Regions from separate parts of the Homo sapiens genome. Here region 2 is linked to region 1. Evidence: chromatin loops called from intact Hi-C (ENCODE). Cell type or tissue: mammary epithelial cell. All regions are shown on one strand. Each heading gives the region's core, and the rest is flanking DNA. Links, peaks and the distances in the headings are about the cores only.

Region 1 (2,928 bases), core at 213-2,712:
AGACCTTGTGTCTTTAAAAATAAAAATATATTCAGGGTAAAAAAATGAAACTAATTAAGTGGGTACTAGTTTGTATAACATATGCTTAAGGCAATAGAAACATCAGGCCTTTTTATTGTATTTCTTTTATTATTGACATTGTAAAAATGCAATCTTATTATGAAAGTTATTGAGTGGCACTATCAGTATTCTGTCTCTAAATTTATTCATTTTCAAAGTATATTTTAACTAATTTTCTAGACTAACCGGTTCTCTTTCATTTCTGTTTATGCTGAACTTCATGGCCATTGTTTTTACAAGTGGTGTTAAACTGCTTATCAATGGTAGCTTTGGAGAAAAATATTAGATAGTATTTAAGAGACATATGCAATTATCCCCATGCATAAAACGTAGGGAGATGTGTGTAGAAGTTTTTAAGCATATTTAACAAATTTATAAAACCTAGATTATACCTTAAATCTGAGCATGTCTTACTATTTTCAGCAGAAACATGAAAAGTAATATTCTAGGGCAATAGCTCTTAATGTGTCACTCATCCTGGCACATTGAAATCATTTGTACAATATGACACGAGTAATGTGTTATAGCAGTAGTTAAAATGAAGCAAAGTATTTTTTTTCTCTTTGTAAGAATAGATTCAAGTTTCTCCTTCTATGGTATCAATGTCTTATATTTTAATCTAATATGTTTTACTGAATAACAGAAAAAGGCAAGGTTTGGTCTGGTGTGCCAGAGACACTTAGGATCCTGCGACAAGGTACACTTAGGAGTGTGTCAAGCATACAAACATAATCTATCACATAATAAGAATCACTGGCTCATATTAACACTTTAGCAAAGATGGGTGAATAGGTCTTGATAGCAATGAGACACTTTGAGAGCTGCGCCAGAGTAAACCTTGCTAAAATGTGCTATGTATCTTCCATTGTGAATAATAGAAAATATAAACCATAGGATGGCAAAAAACACTGGTATTAAGTTTGCTATTAAAATATAAATTAGGCAGGATGGGAAGGTCCTTTGCACAAAATGAAAAGGTCGACACTCAAGAGAAAGAGCTAATCTAATATGACCTTCAAAATAGACTTTCTTTTCACAATATAATAAAAGTAGAAAAATAAAAGTAAACTCAACTTGAAGAGTTATGCAACTAAAAATTAAAATCAAGTCACAGTTTTAAGACAGAGGCATGGGAATTTGCAAAAGAAGGTCTTTCTTACACCTGACTACAAACAGACTAGGTGCAAAGTCACCTTGAGAAAGAACCTAAATCAGCTTCACTTGGAAGTCTCGGTCTGAAGCTGAATATTATTTCTTTATAAAAACCATTTAATATACTTGAAGCTCAAGTAACTTTTCTTTTACATTTTTATTTCATGAAAGCCACCCATCTTTATTTTCCTTACAGAGTCTGGGTTTAATGCCTCATTTAGAAAGCCATTTTCTGTCATAAAATAACAAAATATTTTCATTTGTTTTAATAATTATATAATTTATAGTTTTAATAATTATATAATCCTGATTTCTAGTTTTAACTACTTAATCTAGTTATAATTCATTTTTGTTTATGAGTCGTGAGAGGTTAGAATCTCCTGATGTTTTTTTTCCAAATTGCAGTATAGTAGTTCCAATATCATTGATATAATTCTTTGTCCTCTCCTGTGGATTGGACATGCCTCCACTATCACATGTTAAATTTATATATATAGATGTAAATTTTCTTGAAATGTGTGAAAGAATGATAGCTTCTCAGTTGGATACAAAGATAGGTAGATAAATAGATGTTAGAAATACAGAGAGAAACCATAATCTTCTCTATCCTTATTGTTTTTGGCTTAATTTGTCCATGTAGGAAAAAGGTATTTTAAAAGCCTCCAGTACAATTATAAAAGTGTCTATTTGTCTTTTTGTTTTACCTGTCTTAGATTTTTATGTGTTGAAGTTATGTTGTTGAATGCCTAAAGATTCAAGACAGTTATGTCTGTTTGGGGAATTACAACTTTTATCAACAGTAAATAGCCCTCTTTGTAGTTTCCATGGAAATCCTGTATTATTTGTTAATAATATGGATGTTCTACTGTCTTCATTTTTTGTTGGATTCATATAAGAAAATAAAGGAACTTTTATCTGAGCCCTGCAAGAGTACTATTAATTATTACATCCAGGGAGACATTAAACTGAGACAGCAATCACACCCTACTCCCCTGGATTTTTCACAGCTCACTGCAGCCTTGCCTTCCCAGGCTCAAGCAATTCTCTGGCCTCAGCCTCTCAAGTAGCTGGGACTACAGATGTAAAAATCATGCCCAGCTGATTTTTCGTTTTTGTTTTATTTATCTTTTTTTGAGACAGGGCCTTGTACTGTCAGTCAGGCTGGAGTATAGTGGTGCAATCACAGCTCACTGCAGCCTTGGCTTCCCAGGCTCAAGCAATTCTCTGGCCTCAGCCTCTCAAGTAGCTGGGACTACAGATGTAAAAATCATGCCCAGCTGATTTCTTTTTTTTTTTTTTTTTTGAGAGAGAAATGGGGTCTCACTGTGTTTCCTAGGCTGGTCTCCAACTGCTGGACTCATGCTGTCCTCCTGCCTCAGAATCCCAAAGTGCTGAGATTACAGGTCTGAGCCACCATACTAGGCTTACTCCGCTTTTTGAGTTATGTAGTTATCTCTTCAAACTGCTTGTGATTGTCCCAACCATCTATAAATTAACCTAATAATGCCACACCAGACACTGTAACCCAAACTCTGTAGCTTAACAATGCATAGCCAATCACTAATCCACGTTATTTCTGCAAACCAATGGAGAATTCTTGGCAAACAACTTTGTATCAACTTACTCCCTATCCCTGTTTTTGCCTTTACAAATCAACTTGTAAATGCTGCTAAATGAAGTGTATATTCAGGGCAACTGGAGTCTATGCTCCTGGGT
Region 2 (2,928 bases), core at 324-2,823, 50 kb after region 1:
GTGTGTGTGTATGTGGATACTTTATATTCTACAGCAGTTTTAGGTTCACAGCAGAATTGAGAAGAAAATTTCCCATATACTCCCTGCCCCCACCCTCATAGTCTTCCCTGCTATTAACATTCTGCACCAGAGTGGAACATTTGTTACAATCAGTGAGATGAGCCTACTTTGGCACATTGTTGTCACCCAAAGTCCATAGTATACATTAAGTTTCACTCTTTGTGTTGAAAGTTCTGTGAACTTTGACAAACATATAATGACATGTATCCACCATTATAATATGACACATACAGTTAGTTTCACCGCCCTAAAAATCTCCTGTGCTCTACCTATTCATTCCTCCTTGCCCTACCTCCCACCCCATAATTCCTGGCAGATACTTTTCCTGTCTCCATAATTTTGCCTTTTCTAGAATGTCATATAGTCAAAATCAGACAGCATGTAGCCTTTTCACATTGGCTTCTTTCACTTAGTAACCTACATTTAAGGTAGTGCTGAGGTTTTTCAGAGTATTAAAAAGAGAACAATGAATGTTGTTCTTATTTTACAGAGTTAAAGGAATTGTATATTATTATCAGCTCCAATATCTAAAGAATAAATCAACTGCAAACTGCAAAATGAGATAAACTTTATGGTTGATTCCAACACACTTGAAATTTGCGATCCTCCTATGATAATTAGGTAAATCCATGGGTGAAACCCAAGAATAAATCCATTAACATTAACTTTCTTAACGGTGGCCACACTTACTTCTTTCTTTCCTTCCTTCCTTTTATTTTAGTTTTTTTTTTTTTTTTTTTTGACCAAGTTTTGCTCTTGTTGTCCAGGCTGGAGTGCAGTTGCACTATCTTGGCTCACTGCAACCTTCGCCTCCTCGGTTCAAGCGATAATCTTGCCTTAGCCTACTGAGTTGCTGGGATTACGGGCGTGTGCCACCACGCAGGCTAATTTTTGTATTTTTAGAAAAGACAGGGATTCACCGTGTTGACCAGGCTGGTCTTGAACTCCTCACCTCAGATGATCTGCCCACCTCAGCCTCCCAAACTGTTGGGATTACAGGCATGAGCCGCTATGCCCATCCGGCCACACTTCTTGAAGCATATATGTGGCAACTTGCATCCAAGTCAAAAGATAAAGATAGTACATCTTCCAGGAGTATTAGTTTTATTTGATTACTGAAAGGAAACCACTTATATCAAAAAGTATAGATTTATAGTAGAATACAGAATTTTCATTAGGTTAAAACAAGAGATAAAAGAAATACGGAGTGAATGAAGGACTGCCTCTTGGCTAAGAGACTACCTAGACTCTCTGTAGGAAGCAAAGTCATGTTCACCCTACATCAGAAATATTTCATTAGAAAATCTGAGGGGCAATTCAGAGGAGATTTAATTTAAACTAGATTCATTTTTATGTTTGGGGAGTGTTATAAGTCAGGTTCCCTGGGAAGCTGACTTTAAGGCAGACTCCAAATCAGAGATTTCTTAGAAATTCTCTCAGGAACATCCCTGCAAAGGAGGGGAGGAAACAGAACTGGACATCTGCCTGGTGGCAGGTGGGGTTTAGCTGTGATGCAGGTGCAATAAGAGGCTCAGCCGATACCACGGGGAGCTCTGGAGCTGCCATGGCTCTTCGTAGATGCCCTACATTGAGGCATAGGGCCTGGGCCATCTTATCTCCAACTCACCAGTCAATGAATGGAGCTGTTCCCAGGAGGAGGTGTAACTCTGGAGGGCAATTCCTGGGGCCTGACTCAACCATGAGCTGTCATCTGGCAACCTCCCAGGAGCTGGGGGAATGAACACCTTGATGTGGATGGAGAAAGCTGGGCAGTACAAGCCAGTATCTGTTATACGCAGGACAAGCCCAATGGCGACCTTGAAAAGAAGGGCCTAGAACAAGTGAGTTCTGAGTGCCATTCAGTAAAAAAAATTTCTGCTTTTAATGCAATGCCTACCTCCGAAAGGAGAAAATTTTATTTTTGCATATCCACTATAAGGAAAAATATAAAGACACACACACACACACACACACACACACACACACGCACGCACACACACACACACACACACACCATTCTGAATAGGAACTGGGAAACATAAAAGTCTTTGTTTTTGAATAGAGAACATTATTTTCCTCATTTTTTAAAAAGAAAAGGTTAATACTTAGCTAAGTCATAGATGTATTACTAAAGTTGGTTCTAGATTCTCGTTATATGCAAAGAATTTGCTAAATCTTTTCAACCTTTGGTGAGCTCATAAAGATGAAAGTTTTATGCATAAAATACTTAAAAAAAAAAAAAAAGAATTTCTGTACTTTAAGTGTGAGATTAATCTAATGGAAAGATTACAGAGAAACTATTTATTTGACCATGGTCCAGTACCAGAAGAGCTACATATAAAAGTATAAAGATTTAAATCCAATTTGCTTTCAAGGTTTGAATTTATAATTTGTACATTGGAACATTGCAATTTTATATGCTGCTGTGATCTCAGGCAGTTAGATTAAAACATGATAGCGATGTCTCCAAGTCATACATTTATCTCTCTCCTACTTAAATATACTTATTTCTACAAACATAGGCTCCCTAAGCACAGCCACATATATCTCAGATACATGGCTTTGGTCATAGGGTCAGAGTCTAAATACCTTCTAGATACATCTTCACTATTGGTTTAGTGAGGAGGGAGAGGGACTTTCACATCTCATTTTTTAAATGAATTTGCTATATCATCTTTACATATAACACAAATTATTCTCATACAACCCATAAATAAAAGTAGTTTAAAATGTCAAGAAAACAAACCATTCCTGTACTGGCCTCCATTGCTACTTGGCTCTATATTTTCCCTTAATATATTGATGAGTCCCTCGTTAACTAGCACAGAGACAATACAAAGTGTAAGAAGCATCCCACTAATCACCAAT

Evidence for each region. A loop is a pair of places that touch in the nucleus more often than their neighbours do. Peaks named below come from ENCODE experiments on the same cell type or tissue, not always from the same donor. Only the 100,000 strongest peaks of a DNase experiment are listed, where the experiment ranks them.
Region 2: a loop joins it to region 1, with 11 times the contacts of the local background. A loop is called at or near these places in 2 of 110 quality-filtered maps.

The regions. Positions count from the first base shown.
Region 1 is chr10:19,540,937-19,543,864 of GRCh38, forward strand. All of the region lies in intron 32 of MALRD1 (MAM and LDL receptor class A domain containing 1), which reads left to right. Among named protein-coding and RNA genes, the nearest start is that of MALRD1-AS1, 190 kb to the right of the region's middle. In mammary epithelial cell, for the core only: no CTCF peak of the experiment used is centred there; no DNase peak of the experiment used is centred there.
Region 2 is chr10:19,590,717-19,593,644 of GRCh38, forward strand. The region is part of intron 33 of MALRD1 (MAM and LDL receptor class A domain containing 1); the gene reads left to right. Among named protein-coding and RNA genes, the nearest start is that of MALRD1-AS1, 140 kb to the right of the region's middle. In mammary epithelial cell, for the core only: no CTCF peak of the experiment used is centred there; a DNase peak (open chromatin) is centred at 1,765.